Regions from separate parts of the Homo sapiens genome. Here region 2 is linked to region 1. Evidence: chromatin loops called from intact Hi-C (ENCODE). Cell type or tissue: heart left ventricle. All regions are shown on one strand. Links, peaks and the distances in the headings refer to the core of each region. The heading gives the core; the rest is flanking DNA. Region 1 holds the start of GTPBP6 (GTP binding protein 6 (putative)). Region 2 has its middle 28 kb from the start of PPP2R3B.

The links. Peaks named below come from ENCODE experiments on the same cell type or tissue, not always from the same donor. Only the 100,000 strongest peaks of a DNase experiment are listed, where the experiment ranks them.
Region 2: it touches region 1 in a loop (8-fold over the local background); 2 of 110 quality-filtered maps call a loop at or near these places.

The regions. Positions count from the first base shown.
Region 1 is chrX:314,710-326,747 of GRCh38, forward strand. It overlaps GTPBP6 (GTP binding protein 6 (putative)), which reads right to left and starts at 4,087. Exons shown (of 10, transcript NM_012227.4): 1 at 3,730-4,087; 2 at 2,205-2,342; 3 at 520-590; 4 at 181-311. The coding sequence starts at 4,078. It overlaps LINC00685 (long intergenic non-protein coding RNA 685), which reads left to right and starts at 4,436. Exons shown (of 1, transcript NR_027232.1): 1 at 4,436-6,623. In heart left ventricle, for the core only: CTCF peaks have their summits at 4,212 and 4,413; DNase peaks (open chromatin) are centred at 3,592, 4,282, 5,232, 5,612 and 2 weaker places; H3K4me3 peaks cover 3,191 bases; H3K27ac peaks cover 1,152 bases.
Region 2 is chrX:406,888-422,190 of GRCh38, forward strand. No RefSeq gene overlaps it. Among named protein-coding and RNA genes, the nearest start is that of PPP2R3B, 28 kb to the left of the region's middle. In heart left ventricle, for the core only: a CTCF peak has its summit at 6,685; DNase peaks (open chromatin) are centred at 6,704 and 7,212; H3K4me3 peaks cover 1,032 bases; H3K27ac peaks cover 1,904 bases.

The DNA of each region.
Region 1 (12,038 bases), core at 1-8,000:
TCGTGATCCGCCCACCTCGGCCTCCCAAAGTGCTGGGATGACAGGCGTGAGCCACCGCGCCCGGCCCCCATGGTGCTTTTCTTCCTCACGCACCCCCAGAACGCCCTACAGGTGACTACAGAACGGAGGGGTTCCGGGAGTGGACGTGACGCTCGGCGCGGCCCAGGGGCCCCACGATACCTGTGCAGCGGCATCTCCGCCAGGGCCACCTGAAGCCGGGCCTCCTTCGTGCGGGCGTTACAGCGGAAGATGTGCAGGACGACCGTGAAGCGGTCAAACACCTCCACGCCCCAGGCGGCTTCCAGTTCTTTCTGCAAAAGGAGAGAGCAACTGAGAAGCCACGGGGGAAGGCCGGGCCCTGGTGGCCAATGTGAGAGGAAGGAGGACGTCTCTAATGCCTTAACCCCACCGTGTCCCCATCTGTCCCCATCTGTCCCCCGCCTGGCCGGACGCCGTGGCGTCCCCTCCTTCATCGCGTGGAGTGCGGGGACAAACACAGCAAGCCACATCCTGTGGTACCTTGGTCGGGGCAGCCATCCTCTCCACGTTCAGGAAGACGCACGTGATGTCTGGAGACCCTCGGATCTTTTCTAACAGAAAGAGGGGGTCCCGTCAGAGGCTGGCCGTCCACACCCGTGGACTGTGGGATGAGCCCACCATACCCTTTGTGGGATGCACCGCGGAGAGCTCACTTCACAGGCATCCCCGACTTCCTGAGCACGAGACCCGGGATCCAGGAAGTCAGCGTGGGAGGGGGTGTGTCTCTAGGAGTGTGTGTCTCAAAGACATAGACATGCATACGGTGAACACATCCCGGCAGGGACACAAACACATACACACGCAGACACACACACACACACACACACACACACACACAGTAAATACATCCCGACAGGGACAGACACAGACACACAGACAGACACACAGAGACACACACAAACACAGTAAACACATCCCGGCAGGGACACAAACACATACACACACACACACACACACAGTAAATACATCCCGACAGGGACAGACACACACACAGACACATACACAGAGACACACACAAACACAGTAAACACATCCCAGCAGGGACACAAACACATACACACGCAGACACACACACACACACACAGTAAACACATCCCGGCAGGGACACAAACACATACACATGCAGACACACACACACACACACAGTAAATACATCCCGACAGGGACAGACACACACACAGACACATACACAGAGACACACACAAACACAGTAAACACATCCCGGCAGGGACACAAACACATACACACGCAGACACACACACACACACACAGTAAATACATCCCGACAGGGACAGACACACACACAGACACATACACAGAGACACACACAAACACAGTAAACACATCCCGGCAGGGACACAAACACATACACACGCAGACACACACACACACACACACAGTAAATACATCCCGACAGGGACAGACACACACACAGACACATACACAGAGACACACACAAACACAGTAAACACATCCCAGCAGGGACACAAACACATACACACGCAGACACACACACAGACACACACACAGTAAATACATCCCGACAGGGACAGACACACACACACATGCACCGTGGACACATCCCATTGGGGACACACACACACACACACACACACAGGGTGAACACATCCCAGCAGGGGTGAGATGCATCTGAGTCAGGCAGGAAAGCTGACCCCCACCTGGGCAGGTGACCCAGGGCAGCCGACCCCCACCTGGGCAAGTGAGTAGCGTCTTCCCAACTCTACTGGAAGCGGGATGGTCAGAAACCTGGGAAGCGCAAGGATCGCATGCTGGACCCCACCCTAAGAGACTGCTGGTGGGGTGGGGGTCACCCAGGAGGAGGATTTGGCTGGGGCCTGCAGGGGCAGGTGGGGTTACAGCCGGTCCACCGCCTACCCTGTTTGTTGGACTCTATAAACTGCCCCGACCTAATCTTTACCAGTTTAAGTCTCTCCAGGGCCCGGTGTGAATCTCGACACAGATAAAGCCTCACCGTCCTCCGACTCCTACTGGCGTGTGCTCCCAGCTCACCTGGGCAATCCGAGAGGCCGCTTCCCCTCTGGCCCCGCAAGACCCCCGTACTTCAGCATGTCTCGGTTGGATGTTTTCGGTAGCGGCGGACAGGAAAGGAGGTTTGGGGAAGGAGCAGGTCTGGACGGACCCACCTGTCAGGTGCTCAAAGTTCCCTTTGCCAAAGATGAGCTTCCTGTCCGGCGTTTTGGTGGACACGACCATTGTCTGCACCACGGACCAGCCGTCCAGCGTGTGCACCAGCGCTGTGGCCTCCGCCACCTGCCACTCGGCTGCGGGGACACAAGGGCCACCGTGAGAGACGCTTCTGCCCGGGGCCCCCGTCCACACCTGCCCGGGGAGGCCTCCTCCTGCCCTTGAGACAATCTCCCCGGAGAAGGCACCTTGAGCCGCCGTTTGTCCCCCGATATGACTTCGTCCCCCCAGGGCCTCTAAGTAGGAATCTGACGGGAGAAGGACACCGGAGCCACAGCGGGACACGAGGGCGACCCTGCCTTACATGGAATTTGGGCTCCAGGCGGGCGCAGCAGGGAACCCGGGAGCTGCGGGTGCTCAGGGGATTACTGAGGAACCACCGGCAGGTTTGGGGAGTAGAGAGGCAAGAGGTCTGCGCGCTGTTCTGAGCAGTTCGGGGCTTCATCTGTTCCAGGAATTAGCCATTTTGGAAAACACCCGTAAAGAAAAACCACTCATCGACTACAGGAGCTTCCAAGGGAAAAATCAACCTTTATGAGACTCTGACACGTGCAGCGACTTATTCATTTGCATTTCCTCCTGGGGGGTGGGGGGTGGGACTAGACACAGATTGGTCCGCTGGACGCCCTCCCTTCCCTGACCTCAAACACACCGTGCCTACCTCTAACCCAGAGCAAGAGAAACGTAGGTCCCATCGGCGAGAACCGCCCCGGCCCACCCAACCCCACCCCACCCCACCCCACCCCACCCCACCCCACGGACCCCACGGGCCCCACCCCATCCCACGGACTCCACCCCATAAGCTCCGCCCCCGCACTTTTACCCCATAGGCCCCTCCCCCGAAGCCCCGCCCACGCACCTCCACCAATGATATCCTCCCCTCTTCCCCATAAGCCCCGCCCTTTCACCCATGGGCTCCTCCCCCGAACCCCACCCATGCACCTCCACCTATGAGATCCTCCCTTCAGAGCCCCGCCCCCGCATCACCATCCATAAGCTCTTCCCCTCAGAGCCCCGCCCCTCAGCGCCACGCCCTGGCATCTCCAACCATCAGACCCTCTCCTTAGAGCCTGGCCCCCTGAAGCCCCGCCCCTACGTCGCCACCTGAGCTCTTCCCCTCAAAGCCCCGCCCTGGGTCTCCACCTATGAGATTCTCAGGTCAGAGCCCCGTCCCTGAATCTCTACCTATGAGCCTCCCCAGAGCCCCGCCCTTGCATCGCCAGCTATGATTCTCCCGAGTCCCGCCCCTGAATCTCCACCTATGAAATCCTTCCTGCAGAGCCCCGCCCTTGCGCCTCCACCTATGAGATTCTCCCCACAGAACCCCGCCCCTGAATCTCCACCTATGAGATCGTCCCTTCAGAGCCCCGCCCCTGAATCTCCACCTATGAGCCCCCTCCCCTCAGAGCCCCGCCCCCAGGTCTCCAGCTCCTGTTTCTCCCCCGAAAGCCCTGCCGCGGTCACCTCGAGTCATCTGCGACTTCCCCGGGCCCCACTTGACGTCAGGGTGAACCAGACACACGCGCTGGGTCCCCGCCGGCAGCAGAGGCTCTCCCCGCAGCAGCTCCTCCTCGGCGTTCTCGTCCGCATCTTCCGGCTCCTCCTCGTCGTCTCCCGTGCGGCTTCGGCCGCCGTCCGCCCGCAGGCCCCGCCCTCCGCCCCACGGCCCCTCCAGATTCCCGGGGCTCCTGCGGCCGACAGCGGCTAGCGCGCGCGCGGGGCAGGACGGCGCGGCTGCCCGCGGAGCCGAGCGGCCGCGGCCCACGCGGGAGAGCCGCAGCCCCGGGCGTACGGCGGCCCGCAGGGCCCACATGGCGCGTCTGGAGGCTGAACGTTGGGGCGGGGGCTGCCCACAGGCCGCTCCTCATCACGTGCTCGTGATTGGCGTGCGGCCGGGGCTGGCTCACCAGCGCCTCTCCCCGGCACAGGCCGTGCTCCTCATTGGTCATCCGGCGTCACGTGCTAGTGATTGGCGTGCAGCTGGGGCGTGCTCACCAGCGCCTCTCCGCAGCATAGGGCGTGATCCTCATTGGTCATCCCTTGTCACGTGCTGGTGATTGGCGTGCGGCCGGGGCGGGCTCCCTAGCGCCGCGCCCCGGCAGGGCGTGCTCCTCATTGGTCGCCCCGCATCAGGTGCTGGTGATTGGCACGCGCTGCCGGCGGGGGAGGCGGGACCGGGCCGCTTCTTGTTCGGCGTGGGCGGCTCCTGGCAGACCCATCCCGCGGTGCAGCCGCCGGCCCGGTAGGCGCCAGGACCCCGAGCCTCGGCGGCGGCGGCGGCGGCGGCAGCGCTGCCTTCACTCACCTCGTCCTCGCTCCCGTCCTACCCCGTTCCGCGCTGGGTGGAGTCCAAGTCTGATTGCGAGAGTCCGGAACGCCGCCTCGGGGGCTTGACTCCAGCCCCGGGGATCGAGAACGGCGCCCAGGGGTCCCTACGTCTGCCTTGGGGGCTCGAGTCCCGCCCTGGGCGTCCGTGACGTCGCCCAGGGGTCTCCACGTCTGCCCTGGAACCTGGAGAGCCGCCGTGGGGGCCCCGGAAGCTGCCCCGGAGTCCCCACGTCTGCCCTGGGGGCTCGAGTCCAGCTCTCAGGGTCCCGGACGCCACCCAGGGGGTCCCCATGTCTGCTTTGGGGGCTCGAGTCCAGCCATGGGGGTCCTGGACGCCGCCTCGGCGTCCCCGCGTCTGCCTTGGGGGCCCGAGTCCCGCCCTGGGGGTCCTGGACGCCGCCTCGGCATCCCCGCGTCTGCCTTGGGGGCTCGAGTCCCGCCCTGGGGGTCCCCGATGCCGCCCGGGGGTCCTCACGTCTACCTTGGAGACTGGAGTTCCCCCGTGGGAGTCTCGGACGCCACCCCGGAGTCACCGTGTCTAGCCTTGGGGGCTTGAGTCCAGCCCTGGGGGTCCTGGACGTCGCCGAGGAGCCCCCACGTCTGCCTTTGGGGCTTGAGACCTGCTCTGGGGGTCCCGGTCGCCGCCCAGGTGGGTCCCCACGTCTAGCCTTGGGGGCTTGAGTCCAGCCCTGGGGGGCCCGGATGCCGCCCGGGGGTTCTCCTCGTCTGCCTTGGGGGTTGGGTCCAGCCCCAGGCGTCCTGACCACCGCCCAGGGGCCCCCACGTCTGCCTGGGGGCCTCAAATTCAGTCCTGGGGGTCCCGGACGCCTCCCAGGGGTCTTCATGTCTGCCGTGGGCCTCGAGTCCAGCCGTGAGGGTCCCGAATGCTGCCTTGGAGGGTGGAGTCCAGCTCTGAGGGTCCTGAAGTCAGCTTTGGGGGTTCGAACCCATCCATCCCAGGGGTCCCTGAGTCTACATTAGGGGCTGGAGTCCAGCCTTGAGGGTCTCCACTGCTGCCTTGGGGGCCTGGATGGGATCCAGCGGGTCTGAGTCCAGCCTCGGGAGCCCCTGCGGTGGAGCTCTGAGTGGGGCAGGGGCCTGGGAGATGCCAGGAGGATGAGAGCGGCGCCCCCCTGGTCCAGGGGACAGTAAGAGGCAGCCGGTCTCAGAGAAGCTACCCCAAAACTGTTACCCGTGGTGTGCAGAGCGTCCTGCAACCCCAGCCCTCACCAGGATTTCTTGCGTTTTTCAGGAAATCGGTTGTGATTGGCATGTTCCTTAAGCGTCTGCAGGAAGCCGAGGCCTTTTTGGTATTTCAGGAGGGGTTGCTAACCCCCCTCCTTGTAGGATCGGGGTATCCCAGCTGCTAATTCCCCTCCTAACAGCCCTGCAGCGCCTGGATTGGAGGTGTGACAGGTGGCATTTTTGGCCCGAAGTCCCTAGGCAGGACGGGTGGCTGTAGCCTGCGCGTTTGTGTAAATTAACCTCCCTTTTTAGTTCTGTGAAGGGAGAACGTGATTAGTTTAAAATCACCTGCGTGAAAGAGGCTCTTGATTAGTTTAAAATCACCCACGTGAAAGGGGCTCTTGATTAGCTTAAAATCACCTGGGTGTTTCGTTTTATCTCAGTTGGCCTCTGAATGTTTATCCTACAGCTTCCTGCAAGCTCCAGTCTACCTTCTAAGGGAATAACGGGGCTCGTCTTTCTACGTTACTTTATGTGGGAGTAGTTGTAAAACAGAATGAGGGAGACCGCGGGGATTGTGCGGAAATGTAGCCACCGTTTACATGTCGGGAGGCTGAGGTGGGAGGATCGCTTGAGCCCAGGAGTTTGACACCAGCCTGGGCAACATGGTAAGACCCCTTCTCTACCCTCCCCCCCAAAAAAAAAATTTTAGTGTGGCATGGTGGTGGGTGCCTGTGGTCCCAGCTACTCGGGACGCTGAGGTGGGAGGATTGCTTGAGCCCAGGAGTTTGACACCAGCATGGGCAATATGGTAAGACCCCATTATCTACAAAAAAAAAAAAAAAAAAAGAAAAGAAAAATTAGCCGGGCGTGGTGGTGGGTGCCTGTGGTCCCAGCTGCTCGGGACGCTGAGGTGGGAGGATTGCTTGAGCCCAGGAGTTTGACACCAGCATGGGCAATATGGTAAGACCCCATTATCTACAAAAAAAAAAAAAAAAAAGAAAAGCCGGGCGTGGTGGTGGGTGCCTGTGGTCCCAGCTGCTCGGGACGCTGAGGTGGGAGGATTGCTTGAGCCCAGGAGTTTGACACCAGCATGGGCAATATGGTAAGACCCCATTATCTACAAAAAAAAAAAAAAAAGAAAAGCCGGGCGTGGTGGTGGGTGCCTGTGGTCCCAGCTGCTCGGGACGCTGAGGTGGGAGGATTGCTTGAGCCCAGGAGTTTGACACCAGCATGGGCAATATGGTAAGACCCCATTATCTACAAAAAAAAAAAAAAAAGAAAAGCCGGGCGTGGTGGTGGGTGCCTGTGGTCCCAGCTGCTCGGGACGCTGAGGTGGGAGGATTGCTTGAGCCCAGGAGTTTGACACCAGCATGGGCAATATGGTAAGACCCTATTATCTACAAAAAAAAAAAAAAAAAAAAAGAAAGAAAAATTAGCCTGGTGTGGTGGTGGGTGCCTGTGGTCCCAGCTGCTCGGGACGCTGAGGTGGGAGGATTGCTTGAGCCCAGGAGTTTGACGCCAGCATGGGCAATATGGTAAGACCCTATTATCTACAAAAAAAAAAAAAAAAAAAAAAGAAAGAAAAATTAGCCTGGTGTGGTGGTGGGTGCCTGTGGTCCCAGCTGCTCGGGACGCTGAGGTGGGAGGATTGCTTGAGCCCAGGAGTTTGACACCAGCATGGGCAATATGGTAAGACCCCATTATCTACAAAAAAAAAAAAAAAAAAGAAAAGCCGGGCGTGGTGGTGGGTGCCTGTGGTCCCAGCTGCTCGGGACGCTGAGGTGGGAGGATTGCTTGAGCCCAGGAGTTTGACGCCAGCATGGGCAATATGGTAAGACCCTATTATCTACAAAAAAAAAAAAAAAAAAAAAAAAAGAAAGAAAAATTAGCCTGGTGTGGTGGTGGGTGCCTGTGGTCCCAGCTGCTCGGGACGCTGAGGTGGGAGGATTGCTTGAGCCCAGGAGTTTGACGCCAGCATGGGCAATATGGTAAGACCCTATTATCTACAAAAAAAAAAAAAAAGAAAGAAAGAAAGAAAAATTAGCCTGGTGTGGTGGTGGGTGCCTGTGGTCCCAGCTGCTCGGGACGCTGAGGTGGGAGGATCACCTGAGCCCAGGAGGTGGAGGCTGCAGTGAGCTTAGATTGCAGCACTGTGCTCCAGCCTGGGTGACAGAGTGAGACCCCATCTCAAACAAGAAGCACCAAAAGGTGTCTGAGATCAGGCACGGTGGCTCACGCCTGTCATTCCAGCACTTTGGGAGGCCGAGGTGGGTGGATCACCTGAGGTCAGGCATTTGAGACCAGCCTGGCCAACATGGAGAAACACTGACTCTACTAAATGTGCAAAAATTAGCCGGGCGTGGTGGCACACACCTGTAGTCCCAGCTACTCCAGAGGCTGAGGTAGGAGAATTGCTTGAACCTGGGAGGTGGAGGTTGCAGTGAGCTGAGATTGTACCACTGCACTCCAGCCTGGGAGCTGAGATTGTACCACTGCACTCCAGCCTGGGCCCTAAAGCGAGAGCTTGACGGTGGGGTGGGGGTGTGGGATGGACCTTCTGTGGTCCCAGCTACTCGGGAGGCTGAGGTGGGAGGATCGCTTGAGCCCAGGAGTTTGACACCAGCATGGGCAACATGGTAAGAACCCATATCTACAAAAAAAAAATTTAAAAATTAGCCGGGTGTGGTGTGTGGGTGCCTGTGGTCCCAGCTACACCACGAGTGGAATTGTGACGTGCACAGCCTGGGTAAATGGGGTTAGCTATATTCACCCTGAAGGGGGCACATACCCTATTATTTCTAACACCACTGAACTCAGAATCGGGACCCAGATTCGCCGGGGCAGCGCGGGACGAGGCCTCTCCCGGGCTCCGTCTTCCCTGTTAATAGACTGAGAGACGGAATGAGAGCTTCGAAGGTGCTGGGGGAGGAGCATTGGGTGTCCCCAGGTGGTGAGCTTGGGTGTGTGTGTGTAGCCGACAGTCTCCCAGGCTCAGTATTCCCTGTTAATAGACTGAGAGACGGAATGAGGGCGTCCCCAGGTGGTGAGCTCAGGGACGTGTGTGTGTGTGTGTGTGTGTGTGTGTGTGTGTGTGTGTGTGTAGCCGTCAATCTCCTGGGCTCCTGGGTTCCGTCTGCCCTGTTCATAGAGACAGAATGAGGGCGTCCCCAGGTGGTGAGCTCAGGGACGTTGTGTGTGTGTGTGTGTGTGTGTGTGTGTGTGTGTGTGTGTGTAGCCGTCAATCTCCTGGGCTCCTGGGTTCCGTCTGCCCTGTTCATAGAGACAGAATGAGGGCGTCCCCAGGTGGTGAGCTCAGGGACGTGTGTGTGTGTGTGTGTGTGTGTAACCATCAATCTCCTGGGCTCCTGGGTTCCGTCTGCCCTGTTCATAGGGATGGAATGAGGGCGTCCCCAGGTGGTGAGCTCAGGGACGTTGTGTGTGTGTGTGTGTGTGTGTGTAACCATCAATCTCCTGGGCTCCTGGGTTCCGTCTGCCCTGTTCATAGAGACGGAATGAGGGCGTCCTCAGGTGGTGAGCTCAGGGACGTGTGTGTAGCCATGATTATCCTTTAGTACCTGGTCCCCGTGCCCTCCAAGCCATCCAAGGGCTTCAGGAGGCCGCGCAGAAGGAGGGTCGGTAAGCGAGTCCACGGACCACCACGCAGGCCCTGACCCCGCCAGGGGCCCTTTGGAGGGTGAGCCCTGCGTGTTGGGGGGATGATGGCTCCGGAGGGTGAGCTCTGGGATGAGAGGGGACGTGCAGGTGGCCGCATTGCAGACACAGCTGGCTCGGGACCTGGGCGCCATCTGCCGTCGACTCAGCTCGCTCCTGAGCTGTGCCTCTTCCTTGCCTCACGTTGGAGATAAAAAGCCATAGATGGCCGGGGGCGGTGGCTCAGGCCTGTCATCCCAGCACTGTGGGATACCAGCGCAGGAGGGTTGCCTCAGCTCAGGGGTTCGAGACCAGCCTGGCCAGCATAGCGAGACCCTCTTCTCTGTAACAATTTTTTTTTCTTTTCTTTTTTTTTTTTTTGAAACAGAGTCTCGCTCTGTCACCCAGGCTGGACTGTAGTGGTATGATCTCAGCTCACGGAAACCTCTGCCTCCCGGGTTCCCGGGTTCAAGTGATTCTCCTGCCTCAGCCTCCCGAGTAGCTGGGATTACAGGCAGCTGCCACCATGCCTGGCTAAATTCTGTATTTTTAGTAGAGACGGGGTTTCTCCATGTTGGTCAGGCTGGTCTTGAACTCCCGACCTCAGGTGATCCGCCCACCTCGGCCTCCCAAAGTGCTGGGATGACAGGCGTGAGCCACCGCGCCCGGCCTCTTTCAGGTTTTTATATGTAACTTTGCCACTCAGTCGGTACTGAAGCCGTTATGGAGGCCTGCCTGGTGAGATGCGGCTGCCACAGTGTGGCTGGTATTCGAAACACACAGGAGGCCGCAGCCAGCTTAGCAGAAGCACCAGGGCTTTCGGAACTTGGTTTTGAGAGTTTCCTGTTTTCTTGACTTTCATATACCATGGATGGTAATAACTGTTGGGGGGAAAAAGCTATTAAAGATTCCTGTGGATGGTGAGATGACCTTGGTTTCAGAAACACCCAGACACAGAGAATTGTGCATTTTAGAATCCAATAAATCTACGCTGGGCACGGTGGCTCATGCCTGTCATCCCAGCACTTTGGGAGGCCGAGGTAGGTGGATCACCTGAGGTCAGGAGTTCGAGACCAACCTGGCCAACATAGTGAGAACCTGTCTCTACTAAAAATACAAAAAATTAGCGGGGCGTTGTGGCAGGTGCCTGTAATCCCAGCTGCTCTGGAGGCTGAGGTGGGAGAATTGCTTGAACCCGGGAGGCAGAGGTTGCAGTGAGCTGAGACCATGCTGCTGTACTCCAGCCTGGGTGACAGGGCGAGGCTCCATCTTAAAAAAAAAAAAATCTGATCATTTACCTGTGCACCTTCACAAGTGTTTAAAAAAAAAAAAAAACCGGGCACGGTGGCTCACGCCTGTCATCCCAGCACTTTGGGAGGCTGAGGTGGGTGGATCACGAGGTCAGGAGATCGAGACCATCCTGGCTAATTCGGTGAAACCCCGTCTCTACTAAAAATACAAAAAATTAGCTGGGTGTGGTGGAAGGTGCCTGTAGTCCCAGCTGCTCAGGAGGCTGAGGCGGGAGAATGGCGTGAACCCAGGAGGCGGAGCTTGCAGTGAGCTGAGATTGCAGCACTGCACTCCAGCCTGGGTGACAGAGCCAGACTCTGTCTCAAAAAAAAAAAAAAAAGATTGGGTTGATATTTTACCTACTATAATCTTATATGTTTGCAATTTCCTGTCATTGAGTTTTATAACTTTCTGCCCTTTGCTGACAAAAACATTTAAAATGTCTCATGGCAGCTTGTGTTCTTAAAATTCAAACTGTTTATCCATAGCCCTTGAGAGAAGGGTTTAATGTGAGTTGGTTGGGAGTGACCGTTGTCTGTTTTTTTGAGACAGAGTGTCGCTCGCTCGCCCAGGCTGGAGTGTAGTGGCGCGATCTCGGCTCACTGCAAACTCTGCCTTCCAGGTTCAAGTGATCCTTCTGCCCCAGCCCTCCAGCTAGCTTGGATTACAAACATGCACCACCACACCTGGCTAACTTTTGTATTTTTGGTAGAGACAGCGTTTTACCACGTTGGCCAGGCTGGTCTCAAAATCCTGAGCTCAAGGGATCCGCCTGCCTCAGCCTCCCAAAGTGCTGGGATTACAGGCGTGAGGCACGACGTCAGGCCAAGGGGGTGGCTGTTTTATAACAGGTTTGCAAGTTTGTTTTTGTTTTTGTTTTTCTTTTTTTTTGAGGTGGAGTTTTGCTCTTGTTCCCCAGGCTGGAGTGCAATGGCAAGATCTCGGCTCACTGCAGCCTCTGCCTCCGGGGTTCAAGGGATTCTCCTGCCTCAGCCTCTCGAGTAGCTGGGATTATAGGCACCTGCCACCATGCCTGGTTAATTTTGTATTTTTAGTAGAGATAGGGGTTTTTCCGTGCTGGCCAGGCTGGTCTCAAACTCCCGAACTCAGGTGATCCACCCGCCTCGGCCTCCCAAAGTGCTGGGATTACAGGCGTGAGCCCCCGTGCCCAGCCAGGGGGTTGCTGTTTTATAATAGGTTTGCAAGTTTGTTTTTTGTTTTGTTTTGTTTTGTTTTTTTGAGACGGAGTTTTGCTCTTGTTGCCCAGGCCGGAGTGCAATGGCACAACCTTGGCTCACTGCAACCTCCGCCTCCCG
Region 2 (15,303 bases), core at 3,067-11,066, 95 kb after region 1:
CTCCCGAGTAGCTGGGTGACGCTGTTTCTCCCGAGTAGCTGGGTGACGCTGTTTCTCCCGAGTAGCTGGGTGATGTTGTTTCTCCGGAGTAGCTGGTGACGCCGTTTCTCCCGAGTAGCTGGGTGACGCCGTTTCTCCCGAGTAGCTGGGTGACGCTGTTTCTCCCGAGTAGCTGGGTGATGTTGTTTCTCCGGAGTAGCTGGTGACGCTGTTTCTCCGGAGTAGCTGGTGATGCCGTTTCTCCAGAGTAGCTGGTGATGCCGTTTCTCCCGAGTAGCTGGGTGATGCTGTTTCTCCAGAGTAGCTGGTGACGCTGTTTCTCCAGAGTAGCTGGTGACGCTGTTTCTCCCGAGTAGCTGGGTGAAGCCGTTTCTCCAGAGTAGCTGGTGACGCCGTTTCTCCCGAGTAGCTGGTGACGCCGTTTCTCCCGAGTAGCTGGTGACGCCGTTTCTCCCGAGTAGCTGGTGACGCCGTTTCTCCCGAGTAGCTGGTGACGCCGTTTCTCCAGAGTAGCTGAGTGACGCCGTTTCTCCCGAGTAGCTGGTGACGCCGTTTCTCCCGAGTAGCTGGTGACGCTGTTTCTCCCGAGTAGCTGAGTGACGCCGTTTCTCCCGAGTAGCTGGTGACGCCGTTTCTCCCGAGTAGCTGGTGATGCTGTTTCTCCCGAGTAGCTGGTGATGCTGTTTCTCCCGAGTAGCTGGGTGACGCCGTTTCTCCCGAGTAGCTGAGTGACGCCGTTTCTCCCGAGTAGCTGAGTGACGCCGTTTCTCCCGAGTAGCTGGTGACGCCATTTCTCCTGAGTAGCTGAGTGACGCCGTTTCTCCCGAGTAGCTGGTGACGCCGTTTCTCCCGAGTAGCTGGTGACGCCGTTTCTCCCGAGTAGCTGGGTGACGCCGTTTCTCCCGAGTAGCTGGTGACGCCGTTTCTCCCGAGTAGCTGGTGACGCTGTTTCTCCAGAGTAGCTGGTGACGCTGTTTCTCCCGAGTAGCTGAGTGACGCCGTTTCTCCCGAGTAGCTGGTGACGCCGTTTCTCCCGAGTAGCTGGTGACGCCGTTTCTCCCGAGTAGCTGGTGACGCTGTTTCTCCAGAGTAGCTGGTGACGCCGTTTCTCCCGAGTAGCTGGGTGAAGCCGTTTCTCCAGAGTAGCTGGTGACGCCGTTTCTCCCGAGTAGCTGGTGACGCCGTTTCTCCCGAGTAGCTGGTGACGCCGTTTCTCCCGAGTAGCTGGTGACGCCGTTTCTCCCGAGTAGCTGGTGACGCCGTTTCTCCCGAGTAGCTGGTGACGCCGTTTCTCCCGAGTAGCTGGTGACGCCGTTTCTCCAGAGTAGCTGAGTGACGCCGTTTCTCCAGAGTAGCTGGTGACGCCGTTTCTCCCGAGTAGCTGGTGACGCCGTTTCTCCCGAGTAGCTGGTGACGCCGTTTCTCCCGAGTAGCTGGTGACGCCGTTTCTCCCGAGTAGCTGGTGACGCCGTTTCTCCAGAGTAGCTGGTGACGCTGTTTCTCCAGAGTAGCTGGTGACGCCGTTTCTCCCGAGTAGCTGGGTGATGTTGTTTCTCCGGAGTAGCTGGTGACGCCGTTTCTCCCGAGTAGCTGGTGACGCCGTTTCTCCCGAGTAGCTGAGTGACGCCGTTTCTCCAGAGTAGCTGAGTGACGCCGTTTCTCCCGAGTAGCTGAATGACGCCGTTTCTCCCGAGTAGCTGGTGACGCCGTTTCTCCCGAGTAGCTGGTGACGCCGTTTCTCCCGAGTAGCTGGTGACGCCGTTTCTCCCGAGTAGCTGGTGACGCCGTTTCTCCAGAGTAGCTGGTGACGCCGTTTCTCCCGAGTAGCTGGGTGACGCCGTTTCTCCCGAGTAGCTGGTGACGCCGTTTCTCCGGAGTAGCTGGTGACGCCGTTTCTCCCGAGTAGCTGGGTGACGCGGCTTCTCCCGAGTAGCTGGGTGACGCGGCTTCTCCCGAGTAGCTGGGTGACGCGGTTTCTCCAGAGTAGCTGGGTGATGCGGTTTCTCCCGAGTAGCTGGGTGACGCGGTTTTTCCTGAGTAGCTGGGTGACATGGTTTGGCTATGTCCCCTCCCAAGGTTTACCTTGAACGGTTATCATCCCCACGTGTCAAGGGCAGGGCCAGGTGGAGAGAATTGAATCATAGGGTCAGTTTCCCCCAGACTGTTCTCGTGGTAGTGAATAGGTCTCATGAGATCTGATTTTTTTTTTTTTTTTTTTTTTTGAGACAGAGTCTCGCTCTTGTCACCCAGGCTGGAGTGCAATATCATGATCTCGGCTCACTGCAACCTCTGCCTCCCAAGTAGCTGGGATTACAAGCACCCGCCACCACACCTGGCTAATTTTTTGTATTTTTAATAGAAACGAGGTTTCACCATGTTGGCCACGTTGATCTCAAACTCCTCACCTCAGGTGATCTACCCTCCTCAGCCTCCCAAAGTGCTGGGATGACAGGCGTGAGCCACCGTGCCCGGCCAAGATCTGATGGTTTTATAAATGGGAGCACCCCTCTATACGCCCTTTTTTTGCCTGCCGCCATGTAAGATGTGACTTTGCTCCTTCTTCGTCTTCCGCCATGATTGTGAGGCCTCCCCAGCCATGCGGAAATGTGAGTCCATTAAACCTCTTTCCTTTATAAATTACCCCATCTTCGTTATGCCTTTATTAGCAGCCTGAGAACAGACTAGTACACTTGGACTGTAGGTGCACAACACCATCCCCAGTTAAGTTTTTTTGGTTTGTTTTTTTGTAGAGAGAGGTTCTCCCTATATGCCCAGGCTGGTTTTGAACTCCTGGCCTCAAGTGATCCTCCTGTCCCAGCCTCCAAAACTGCTGGGATTATGGGTATGAACCATGGTGTCCAGACATCAGAATACATTTTATTTTATTTTTGTTTTACTTTATTTTATTTTTTTTTGAGGCAGAGTCTCGCTCTGTCGCCCAGGCTGGAGTGCAGTGGCACGATCTCGGCTCACTGCAACCTCCGGCTTCCAGGTTCAAGCGATTCTCCTGCCTCAGCCTCCTGAGTAGCTGGGATGACAGTCACCTGCCACCATGCCCGGGCTAATTTTTGTATTTTTAGTAGAGATGGGGTTTCACCATGTTGGCCAGTCTGGTCTCAAACTCCTGACCTCAAGTGATCCACCCGCCTTCGCCTCCCATAGTGCTGGGATGACAGGCGTGAGCCACCGCAGCAGGCTGGGGTGCAGCTAACTTGAAAGCAGGACACTCAGTGGGAGCCTTCAGGCTTTTTTTTTTTTTTGAGATGGAGTCTTGCTCTGTCACCCAGGCTGGAGTGCAGTGGTGTGATCTCGGCTCACTGAAACCTCCGCCTCCCGGGTTCAAACGATTCTCCTGCCTCAGCCTCCTGAGTAGCCGGGATTACAGGTGCCCGCCACCACACCTGGGTAATTTTGTATTTTTAGTAGAAATGGGGTTTCTCCATGTTGGCCAGGCTGGTCTTGAACTCTTGACCTCAGGTGATCCACACGCCTCGGCCTCCCAAAGTGCTGGGATGACAGGCGGGAGCCACCGCGCCTGGCTGCCTTCGGACCTCTCGGTGGGAGGAACGTGTGGGTCCTATCCAAGCATCAGCTCTGTCTCCTACCTGCTCTCACCTCCGTGGGCACGCCTGGTTCTCGGCACCCGTGGCAGCCGGGCTGTTGAGCCTCGGCTGGGGTTTGCAGAGGTTTTCTGGGAAGAGCTACTCCAATTCAGGCGGACTGGCAGATCTGGAGAATTCCATGACCCCGGGGACCCAGGGCAGCTGTCGTGACTGTGGGGTGCAAGGACCTGGTGGCCAGGTGGATCCCAGGCATTGCGATGGGCTCCACGGTGAGCTGTGGAAAAGAGCCTGGGTCCTGGATTTTATGTCTGGGAATCTGCTGACCACACTTGCCCAACTGCTTTACTCATAGTGGTAAAAGCAGCTACTTTTAGGCTGGGCACGGTGGCTCACGCCTGTAATCCCAGCACTTTGGGAGGCTGAGGCGGGTGCATCCCCTGAGGTCAGGAGTTCGAGACCAGCCTGGCCAACATGGCGAAACCCTGTCTCTACTAAAAATACAAAAATCACCTAGGCATGGTGGCATGCGCCTGTAATCCCAGCACTTTGGGAGGCTGAGGCGGGCGGATCACCCGAGGTCAGGAGTTCGAGACCAGCCTGGCTAACGTGTCGAAACCCTGTCTCTACTAAAAATACAAAAATCACCTGGGCATGGTGGCATGTGCCTGTAATCCCAGCTACTCAGGAGTCTGAGGCAGGAGAATTGCTTGAACCCAAGAGGCCGAGGTGGCAATGAGCTGAGATCGCGACATTTCACTCCAGCCTGGGTGACAAAGACTGAAACTCCGACTCAAAAAAAAAAAAAAAGAATGTTGTTGATGTCTGCCCCAAAGCAGCTTGCTTTAGTTATAGTGTTAAAAGTGGCTACTTTTAGGCCGGGCATGTTGGCTCACACCTGTCATCCCAGCGCTTTGAGAGGCCGAGGTGGGCGGATCACCTGAGGTCAGGAGTTTGAGACCAGCCTGGCCAACATGGTGAAACCCCATCTCTACTAAAAATACAAAAATCACCTGGTCACGGTGGTGGGCACCTGTAATTGCAGCTACTCGGAAGGCTGAGGCAGGAGAATTGCTTGAACCCGGGAGGCGGAGGTTGCAGTGAGCCGAGATCACACCATTGCACTCCAGCCTCGGTGGCAGAGTGAGACTGTGTCTAAATAAATAAATAAATAAATAAATAAATAAATAAATAAATAATTTGGGGCCGGGCGCGGTGGCTCACACCTGTAATCCCAGCACTTTGGGAGGCCGAGGCGGGTGGATCACGAGGTCAGGAGATCAAGACCATCCTGGCTAACACGGTGAAACCCCGTCTCTACTAAAAATACAAAAAAAATTAGCCGGGCGTGGTGGCGGCGCCTGTAGTCCCAGCTACTCGGGAGGCTGAGGCAGGAGAATGGCGTGAACCCGGGAAGCGGAGCTTGCAGTGAACCGAGATCGCGCCACTGCACTCCAGCCTGGGCGACAGAGCGAGACTCCATCTCAAAACAAAGAAACAAGCAAACAAACAAAAAAAAACTTAAAAATTAGCCAGCTGTGGTGGTGCACACCTATAGTCCCAGCTACTCAGGAGGCTGAGGCAGGAGAATGGGGTGAACCCGGGAGGCCGAGCTTGCAGTGAGCTGAGATGGCACCACTGCACTCCAGGCTGGGCGACAGAGCGAGACTCCGTCTCAAAAAAAAAAAACAAACTTAAAAATTAGCCAGCTGTGGCGGTGCACACCTATAGTCCCAGCTACTCAGGAGGCTGAGGCAGGAGGATTGCCTGAGCCTAGGAGGTCGAGGCTGCAGTTAGCTGTGATCGCACCACTGCACTCCAGCCTGGGCAACAGACCAAAACCTCGTCTCCAAAAAAAAAGTAAATAAATAAAGTTGCAATGACTCCCATTGCCGATTCAAAGAGCTTTTATGAATGTCTCAATATACTTGCCTAGCCTGTTTTTGGATTCAAACGCAAAGTTTTGTTCACCGTAGGTGGGAGATCAAGTTGGCAACAATAGTGTTCCAAGGTAATACACCCTGTATCTCAGAGAAATTGAAATATAACCATCTCAGAGGTTTTTTGTTTCTTTGGTTTTTTGAGACTGTCTCAAAGAAAAAAATTGAAACCCTGCTCCAGGGCTAGGAACCCACAAATTTGAGCACAGCTGTCACTGTCGGTATCAAACTTGTCTTTATTTTTTCAGCTGAGGTCTTGCTCTGTTGCCCAGGCTGGAGTGCAGTGTTGGGATCTCAGCTCCTTGCAGCCTCAACCCTCTGGGCTCCACCAATCCTCCTGCATCAGCCTCCCGAGTAGCTGGGACTACAGGTGTGCGCCACCATGCCTGGCCAATTTTAAATTTGTTTTTTGAGAGATGGGGGTCTTGCAATATTGTCCAGGCTGGTTTCAAACTCCTGGCCTCAAGCGATGCTCTCATATCGGCCTCCTGAGTGGTTGGGACTACGAGCGTGAGCCACCATGCTCGGCTGATTTTATTTTTAAATTGTTTGTAGAGGCCAGGTGCAGTGGGTCTTGCCTGTAATCCCAGCACTTTGGGAGGCCGAGGCCGGTGGATTGCTTGAGCCCAGGAGTTCAAGACCAGCCTTGCCAGTATGGCAAAACCTCATCTCTACTAAAAAAAAAAATACAAAAAAAAAAATTAGCCAGGTGTGATGGTGTGTGCCTGTTATCCCAGCTACTCGGGAGAGTAAGGCAGGAGAATTGCTTGAACCTGGGAGGCGGACGTTGCAGTGAGCTGAGATCGTGGGTGACAGCGAAAGTCTGTCTCAAAAAGAAAAAAAAAAATCAATGGTTTGTGAAAATACAGCCGGTGACCATGGACCCCCCTAGGCACAGCCTCAAGCCACCCAGAAGAAGATGGAAAAGGATTTTCTTTTAAATCAGCGAGATTTAAATAAGCATGGCGAGCACAGCTGGGAGGCCCCGCCAGGAATTCCGAAGGTTGAAAGGGGCCCTGTCCGCTCCCCCATCCTGGAAATAGTGTCCATGGAGCTGCGGAGTCCGGGTGGGCGCCGGGGACGAGCTTTCAACAGCTCACCCGGCCCCAACATTCCGTCCACACATTCCACGGCCAAGACAGTCACCCCCTGCCAGGGATTAACCGAGGGCCACGCTTAGTGGCAGGAATGCACGCGCCCGATTTAGACATCCCGCTTGGCATCGGCGGTCAGGGTGGCTTGCAAAGGCCCGGGGTGGGTGGATGCCGGAGACGCTGGAGCTCTGAGGTCTACAGGAGGAATTGCTTTTCCGATGGGCTGGTCAGGGAGGAAGGAAGCTGGGGAGAAGCCGGGAGTCCCAGCCTCCACAATGCCTGCCCTTCCAAGACGAGCCAGGCCCCCCGGACAGGATGGCAGCCCCCCTCCAGGCCAGCATGACTTCAGGCCTGGGGAATGTGCCACCTTCCGAATTAGAAGGGCACTGGTTCCCACCCGCGGGGAACCGTAACACAGCGTCTCCCTCCTTCCTCCAGGACCCACGGCTGAGCTCGGAGCTGCCCGAGAGCTCGGGATGTGGGGTGCAGAGCAGAGGAGAAACCTCCCCCGACCCCGGGTCCTTGGGGCATAGGGTCTTTTTCAGGGCCATCTGCGGAAAGAGGACCTGCGTCTTTACCACCCGGGGGCCCTTGTCTTTGCTGCTCAGCTGTGTTTAGGTCCCCGTTGCTGGGTGATACTGGGGAGACGTAAACAGACCTCGGTCAGCCGGGGCTGGGGCAGGAGCAGGTGCAGCTGGACTCCAGGGCAGGGGCCGACTGCTGTACACAGTCATGCTGAAAAGCATGTCAAAAATAAAAGGAGCAGGGGAAATGGCACCTTTTATTTTTTATTTTATTATTATTATTATCATTTTTGAGATGGAGTTTTGCTCTTGTTACCCAGGCTGGAGTGCAATGGTGTGATCTCGGCTCACTGCAACCTCCGCCTCCCGGGTTCAACGGATTCTCCTGCCTCAGCCTCCCGAGTAGCTGGGATGACAGGTGCCCACACCACGCCCAGCTAATTTTTGTATTTTTAGTGGAGATGGGGTCTCGCCGTGTCGGCCAGGCTGTTCTTGAACTCCTGACCTCAGGTGATCCGCCAGCCTCGGCCTCCCAAAGTGCTGGGACTACAGGCGTGAGCCACCGCGCCCGGCCTATTTTTTATTTATTTTATTATTAATATTTTTGAGGCGGAGTTTCACTCTTGTTGCCCAGGCTGGAGTGCGGTGGCGGGATCTCGGCTCACTGCAACCTCCGCCTCCCGGGTTCAAGTGATTCTCCTGCCTCAGTCTCCCAAAGTGCTGAGATTACAGGCGTGCACCACCACGCTCGGCTAATTTTGTGTTTTTAGTAGAGACGGGGTTTCACCATGTTGGTCAGGCTGGTCTCGAACTCCTGACCTCAGGTGATCCACCCTCCTCTGCCTCCCAGAGTGCTGGGATGACAGGTGTGAGCCACCTCACCTGGCCCTATTTTATTTTTATTTTTTGCAAGGAAGGAATGAAGGGATTTATTGAAAATGGAAGTACCCTCCACAGCGCGGGAGGAGACCGAGAAGAGGAGCTCAAAGACTAAAGGGACGGGCTTTTAAAGACATTTAATTAAAAGGAATTAAGTTTCCCTTATGACATTTAGAAAAAAGTCAAGTCCAAATGGTACAAAACGGTCAGCTTGCTTTGTGCCTTGGCGGCCGCGTATGAAACATCATTAGAATAGAACCGGAAGCGTCTAGATTTTCACTTTTCACCCTGAAAGATGAAACAGAGATGAAAGCAGTCACCAATTTTCTCTAATTATTTTGCAATTAAGCGTCCGAGCACCCCAGGTAGCGTGGACTCCCACAGCTCTTAAACCAAATACCTGACTGTCTGAAATTAATTATAAAAATGGATCAAGGGGTGGTTTTCACGTGGTGGCTGATGAATGCTTTCTGAGTCTTGTTTTCCTGTTTGTTTACCGTGGCACGTAAGACGTACAGAACATAAAATTCACCGTGTGAGCCATTTTTCGTTTGTTTGTTTTTGAGACGGAGTCTCGCTCTGTCACCCAGGCTGGAGTGCAGTGGTGTGATCTCGGATCACTGCAACCTCCGCCTCCTGGTTCAAGCGATTCTCCTGCCTCAGCCTCTTGAGGAGCTGGGACTGCAGACATACACCATCACACCTGGCCAATATTTAATTTTTTTTGTAGAGACAGGGTCTTGCTCTGTGGCCCAGGCTGGAGTGCACTGGTGCAATCTCCGCTCACTGCAGCCTCCACCTCCTGGGCTCAGGTGATCCTCCCACCTCAGCCTCCTGAGGAGCTGGGACTACAGACATACACCATCACACCTGGCCAATATTTAATTTTGTTGTAGGGACAGGCTCTTGCTCTGTGGCCCAGGCTGGAGTGCAGTGGTGCAATCTCAGCTCACTGCAGCGTCCACCTCCTGGGCTCAGGTGATCCTCCTGCCTCAGCTTCCTGAGGAGCTGGGACTACAGACAGGTGCCACCACTCCCAGCTAATTTTTAAATTTTTTTGTAGGGACAGACTCTTGCTCTGTTGCCCATGGTGATCTTGAACACCTGGGCTTGATGTATCTGCCCGCCCAAATCCCGCCTTTCATTTACACTGCCCCCACCCCTGCCCACCCCAGGGAAGGTCTTTATTCTTAAATCTGCCTTTCTGACCTCTCTTCCCAAATGTGTGTATTTCTAACAGATCTCCGAGTCCAGATCACGCACACCGTTTTCCATAATCCAGGGATTTGGAGCCGCCGGAGGGGTGAGGAGGGGAGGCGGCCGTGACTGCTAGGTGGAGGTGGGCTCTCGTAAACGTCGTTTTACGGGCAGGTGGAAACCTTTATAAGCCCACAAATACTTCAAGCCTGTTCCTGCCCCTGGGGCCCTGGAGACTTCTCAGAGGACCTAACGGGACCTGGCGAAAGGCCTTCATCACCAGCCCACTAGGAACTGTTCACCGTGTGCCCGGGGCTGCGTCTGGCACGGAGGTGAACGCTGAAGCCATCCCCCCACCCCCAGATCCCCAAGACGAGAGAGCGTTCCGTGAGGTCCAAATAAACGTCCCTCCTGGCACCTTCAAGGATGTGGTTTTTCTTTTCTTTTTTTTCGAGGCAGGGTCTTGGTCTGTTGCCCAGGCTGGGGTGCAGTGGCATGATCTTGGCTCACTGCAGCCTCCAATCCTTGGGCTCAAGCGATCCTCCTGCCTCAGCCTCCCGAGTAGCTGGGACCACAGGCATGCACCACTGTGCCAGCCTCATTTTGTATTTTCTGTAGAGATAGGGTCTCCCTATGTAGCCCAGGCTGGGGTGCAGTGGCATGATCTTGGCTCACTGCAGCCTCCAATCCTTGGGCTCAAGCGATCCTCCTGCCTCAGCCTCCCGAGTAGCTGGGACCACAGGCATGCACCACTGTGCCAGCCTCATTTCGTATTTTCTGTAGAGATAGGGTCTCCCTATGTAGCCCAGGCTGGGGTGCAGTGGCATGATCTTGGCTCACTGCAGCCTCCAATCCTTGGGCTCAAGCGATCCTCCTGCCTCAGCCTCCCGAGTAGCTGGGACCACAGGCATGCACCACCGTGCCAGCCTCATTTTGTATTTTCTGTAGAGATAGGGCCTCCCTATGTTGCCCACGCTGCTCTGAAACTCTGGGCTCCAGCGATCCTCCCATCTCGGCCTCCCAAAGTGCTGGGATTACAGGTGTGCAGTACGGCTCCCAGCCCTGATGTTGGGTTTGGAGAACAAGAGGGTGATACGTCGCCAAATTCAAACTCACGTCCTCCTGCTTCTGAGCATGTAGGGAGCTGGTGGGCGGGGAGGTGGGTGTGGGGCTGCGGCTCTGGGCTCCCCGGGTGCCCACGCTGAGCTGTCCAGGAGGCTGACAGGGAGGACGTCCCTTCGGTATCCCCCTTTTGCCACAGAAGAGCCCGTGTGGACCCCTGAGTCCCGGACCACCGGGCAGCCAACGCCATCTTGGGGTCTCCGGATTGAGACCCCAAGAGAGGGTACCTGGATCTCGTGCAAGAAAGAATTCACGGCAAGTTTGCAGTGCAAAATAAAAGCAAGTTTATTTAGAAAGTAAAATGGGGCCGGGCGCGGTGTTTCACGCCTGTCATCCCAGCAGTTTGGGAGGCCAGGGCGGGTGGATCACGAGGTCAGGAGATCGAGACCAGCCTGGCCAGCACGATGAAACTCCATCTCTACTAAAAATACAAAAAATTAGCCGGACGTGGTGGTGGGCACCTGTAGTCCCAGCTACTCGGGAGACCGAGGCAGGAGGATGGCGTGAACCCGGGAGGCGGAGGTTGCAGTGAGCTGAGATCGCGCCACTGCACTCCAGCCTGGGCGACAGAGCGAGACTCTGTCTCAAAAAAAAAAAAAAAAGAAAGAAAGAATTGTCTATACGGGTACACGTGCTCTGCTACAAAGGTTCGTGATAAAGGATTAATTTTCTTAATTACTATATTTTGCAAGAATCAGTATTATAGTTATTATTTTTTGAGATGGAGTCTCGCTCTGTCGCCCAGGCTGGAGTGCGGTGGCGCGATCTCGGCTCACTGCAACCTCCACCTCCCGGGTTCAAGCCATTCTCCTGCCTCAGCCTCCTGAGTAGCTGGGACTACAGGCACCCGCCACACCCGGCTAATCGTTGTACTTTTAATAGACACGGGTTTTACCATATTGGCCAGGCTGGTCTCGAACCCCTGACTACCTGATCCGCCCGCCTCGGCCTCCCAAAGTGCTGGGATGACAGGCGTGAAACACCGCGCCCGGCCGAGAATTGGTATTATGTTTAGAGCAAACTTAGGAAAATGCCTTTGTTCTCCAGATATTAAGATACCTGGACACTCCCAAGTCTGGGGCTGTTTAGTAAATACTTTTTTTTTTTTTTTGAGATGGAGTTTCGCTCTTGTTGCCCAGGCTGGAGTGCAGTGGTGCGATCTCAGCTCACCTCAACCTCCGCCTCCCGGGTTCAAGGAATTCTCCTGCCTCAGCCTCCCGAGTAGCTGGGATGACAGGCGCCCGCCACCACGCCCGGCTAATTTTGTATTTTTTTTAGTAGAGACGGGGTTTCTCCATGTTGGTCAGGCTGGCCTCGAACTGCCAACCTCATGTGATCCACCCACCTCAGCCTTCCAACGTGCTGGGATTACAGGCGTGAGCCACCGTGCCAGTAAACATTATCAATTTCTTCCTTTTTTTTTTTTTTTCTGAGATGGAGTCTCACTCTGTCCCCAGGCTGGAGTGCAGTGGTGCCATCTCTGCTCACCGCAACCTCCACCTCCCGGGTTCAAGTGATTCTCCCGCCTCAGCCTCCTGAGCAGCTGCGATTACAGGCACCCGCCACCACGCCCGGCTAATTTTTGTGTTTTTAGTAGAGACGGGGTTTCACCGTGTTGGCCAGGCTGGTCTCGAACTCCTGACCTCGTGATCCGCCCGCCTCGGCCTCCCAGAGCGCTGGGATTCCAGGCGTGAGCCGCATTCGTTCCCTTGACCGTAAACGTCTGCAGGCGAGGAATCAGCCGTCAGTCAAGAGGGAGTCACTGCGGTTCATTCGCCTCTGACAACGGGTCCTCCCGGACGCCGCGTGGCTTGTTCTGAAGCCGGGCCGGAGACACCGTCTGGACCCCACGCTGCTCCCCAGGGCCGCCTCCAAGAGGATGCCCCACCGCAGGGAGCCGTGCAAACACCATAAATCCTGCTAATTGCCACCTTCCCGGCAGCCAGCATCCGTGGTCTCTCTATAGTGGCCTCACGGTCTCCAGCCAGGAGCTCGATCTTTGCTTCTGCACAAACATTACCGAGAAACGTCTGCAAACCCCGGGCGCCCGGCTCCCACATCACAGGCGCTGCGCCTCAGAACACAACTTGTTTCTGCCGATCCACCCCCCACCGCCGCCTCCCCGGGCACCTCGCCACGCAGGACGCTCCGGGCTTCCCGTAAGAACACCCGTGTCTGTGACCTGCGGGTGGGGTCACCTCCCCGGCCTGCATGCCAGGTGAGGCGGGGGGGGCTCACCTGGGGCTCTCACCTGCCCGAGGGGGTCCTGCCCACGGCTCTGCGACAGAATAGAATGATCAGGGCGATGCGTGGCAGTGCCCTCTCCCTGCCCCAGCCCGAGGGCACCTGTTCCCCTCCTATCTCAGCCACTCTGCCCACGTCTGTCCCCACAAAACGCGGTCGGTGCAGCCCTGGGGCCCGGTCACCGTACCGCATCCTCCTGACAAAGACAGAAAGAAACCGGCTCTTTGATTCTAACATTAAAAAAAAAAGGGCTGCCTTCTGCTTGCAAAAGAAATGCACGCAGGCTGCTGGCAGAAAGTTCTGGAAGATGATAAAGGAAAAAAATAAATTAATTCGAGAAAACTTTGAGACGCCTAACAGCACAAATACCCTCAGTCTTTAGAGAACAGCTGGGGATACACATATTCTGGCTCATTTCCCCATGGAACTTTTATTTTTATTTTTTGAGATGAGTCTCTCTGTGTCGCCGAGGCTGGAGTGCAATGGTGCGATCTCAGCTCACTGCAACCTCCGCCTCCCGGGTTCAAGCGATCCTCCTGCCTCAGCCTCCCAATAGCTGAGACGACAGGCGCCTGCCACCACGCCCGGCTAATTTTTGTATATTTACTAGAGACGGGGTTTCACCGTGTTGGCCAGGCTGGTCTCAAGCTCCTGACCCCAGGTGATCCGCCCGCCTCGGCCTCCCAGAGTGCTGGGATTATGGGTGGGAGCCACCGCGCCCGGCCCCTCTTCCTTCCTTCCCTTCCTTCCTTCCCTTCCTTCCTTCCCTTCCTTCCTTCCCTTCCTTCCTTCCCTTCCTTCCTTCCCTTCCTTCCTTCCTTCCCTCCCTTCCCTCCCTCCCTTACCTCCCTTCCCTCCCTCCTTTCCTTTCCTTCCCTTCCTTTCCTTCCTTCCTTCTTTCTTTTTCCTTTTCTTTTTGAGATGTAGTCTCACTCTGTGGCCCAGGCTGGAGTGCAGTGGTGTGATCTCGGCTCACTGCAACCTCCGCCTCCCAGGTTCAAGCGATTCTCCTGCCTCAGCCTCCTGAGTAGCTGGGACGACAGACGCCCGCCACCATGCCCGGCTAATTTTTGTGTTTTTTTAGGTAGACATGAGGTTTCACCACATCGGCCAGGCCGGTCTCAAGCTCCTGACCTCCAGTGATCCGCCCGCCTCCGCCTCCCAAAGTGCTGGGATGACAGGCGTGAGCCACCGCGCTTGTCCTGCTCTGTAAATTTTGTTTTGGGCCAGGCGTGGTGGCTCACACCTGCAGTCCCAGCACTACGGGAGGCCGAGGCACGAGGGTCGCTGGAGGCCACGAGTTTGAGTCCCCCAGCCTGGGTAACGTAACGAGACCGTGTCTTTAAAAATCATAAAAGACAGATCAGCTGGGCGTAGTGACACGGGTGCCTGTCGCCCCGGCTCCTGAAGAGGCTGAGGTGGGAGGATCGCTTTAGCCCAGGAGTTGGAGGCTGTAGCGAGCTGTGATCTCACCACCGCACTCCAGCCTGGGCGACAGAGCAAGATCTTGTCTCGAAAACAAAACAAAACAAAACACAAAAATTTAAAAAACAGATTGAGAACCCTTGGCCCCCACCTCTTACCAGCTCGGTCACAATTGCAAACCAGAGGCCGGGCACGGTGGCTCACGCCTGTCATCCCAGCGCTTCGGGAGGCCGAGGCGGGTGGATCATGAGGTCAGGAGCTCGAGAACATCCTGGCCAACATGGAGAAACCCCATCTCTACTGAAAATACAAACTTAGCCGGGCGTGGTGGCTCACGCCTGTCATCCGAGCACTTTGGGAGGCCGAGGCGGGCGGATCACGAGGTCAGGAGCTCAAAAGCAGCCTGACCAACATGGAGAAAGCCTGTCTCTACTAAAAATACCAACTTAGCCGGGCATGGTGGTGCACGCCTGTCATCCCAGCGCTTCGGGAGGCCGAGGCGGGCGGATCATGAGGTAGGGAGCTCGAGACCAGCCTGACCAACATGGAGAAACCCTGTCTCTACTAAAAATACAAAATTAGCCGGGCGTGGTGGTGGCAGGTGCCTGCAATCCCAGTTACTCAGGAGAGGCTGAGGCAGGAGAATCGCTTGAACCCGGGAGGCGGAGGTTGCAGTGAGCCGAGATCGCACCCCTGCACTCCAGGCTGGGCAACAGAGCAAAAACTCTGTCTCAAAAATAATATAATAATAATAATAATAATAATAATAATAATAAAAACAACTGTTTTCATGCTGCAGACAGCACACAGGCCAGGACGTCAGGGTCTCGTGAGGGGCCGTCGGAGAACGTCTAAGGGACGTCCCTGCATTCCTGGCTGGAGGTCCTGCGCCAGCGCCCTCCTTGTGAGAACACTTTCGCTCTGCAAACTCTCAGAGCCCCCACCTGCTCCCGCCTCCCGTCTGTCCTGGTTCTTGGGACCCCGGAGCCTTCTCTGTCCAGACCTCCCAGGTCCTGACGGGAATCCGGATAAACTCCTTGGGGCGAAGGTGTTAACGGCAGGGCCCCTGTCTAATGTATTTCGCCACCCAGATAAAATGAGTGTTTTCACAGCTGCCGTTAATTTCTTACCCTGAGGAAGAAAGGAAGGACTTTGAGGCACCTGCGGCCGGGTTGGGGTGGGGCAGGGGGATTTCTGGACGCGGACGGCGTGTGGGGAGTTCCTGGGGTCCCCAGAGCCACACCACGTAGGTGGCAGCCGGCTCCGTCCTGCAAAGCCCCGGCTTCGGTGAAAGATTTATCACCTGCTCGGCCTCGGA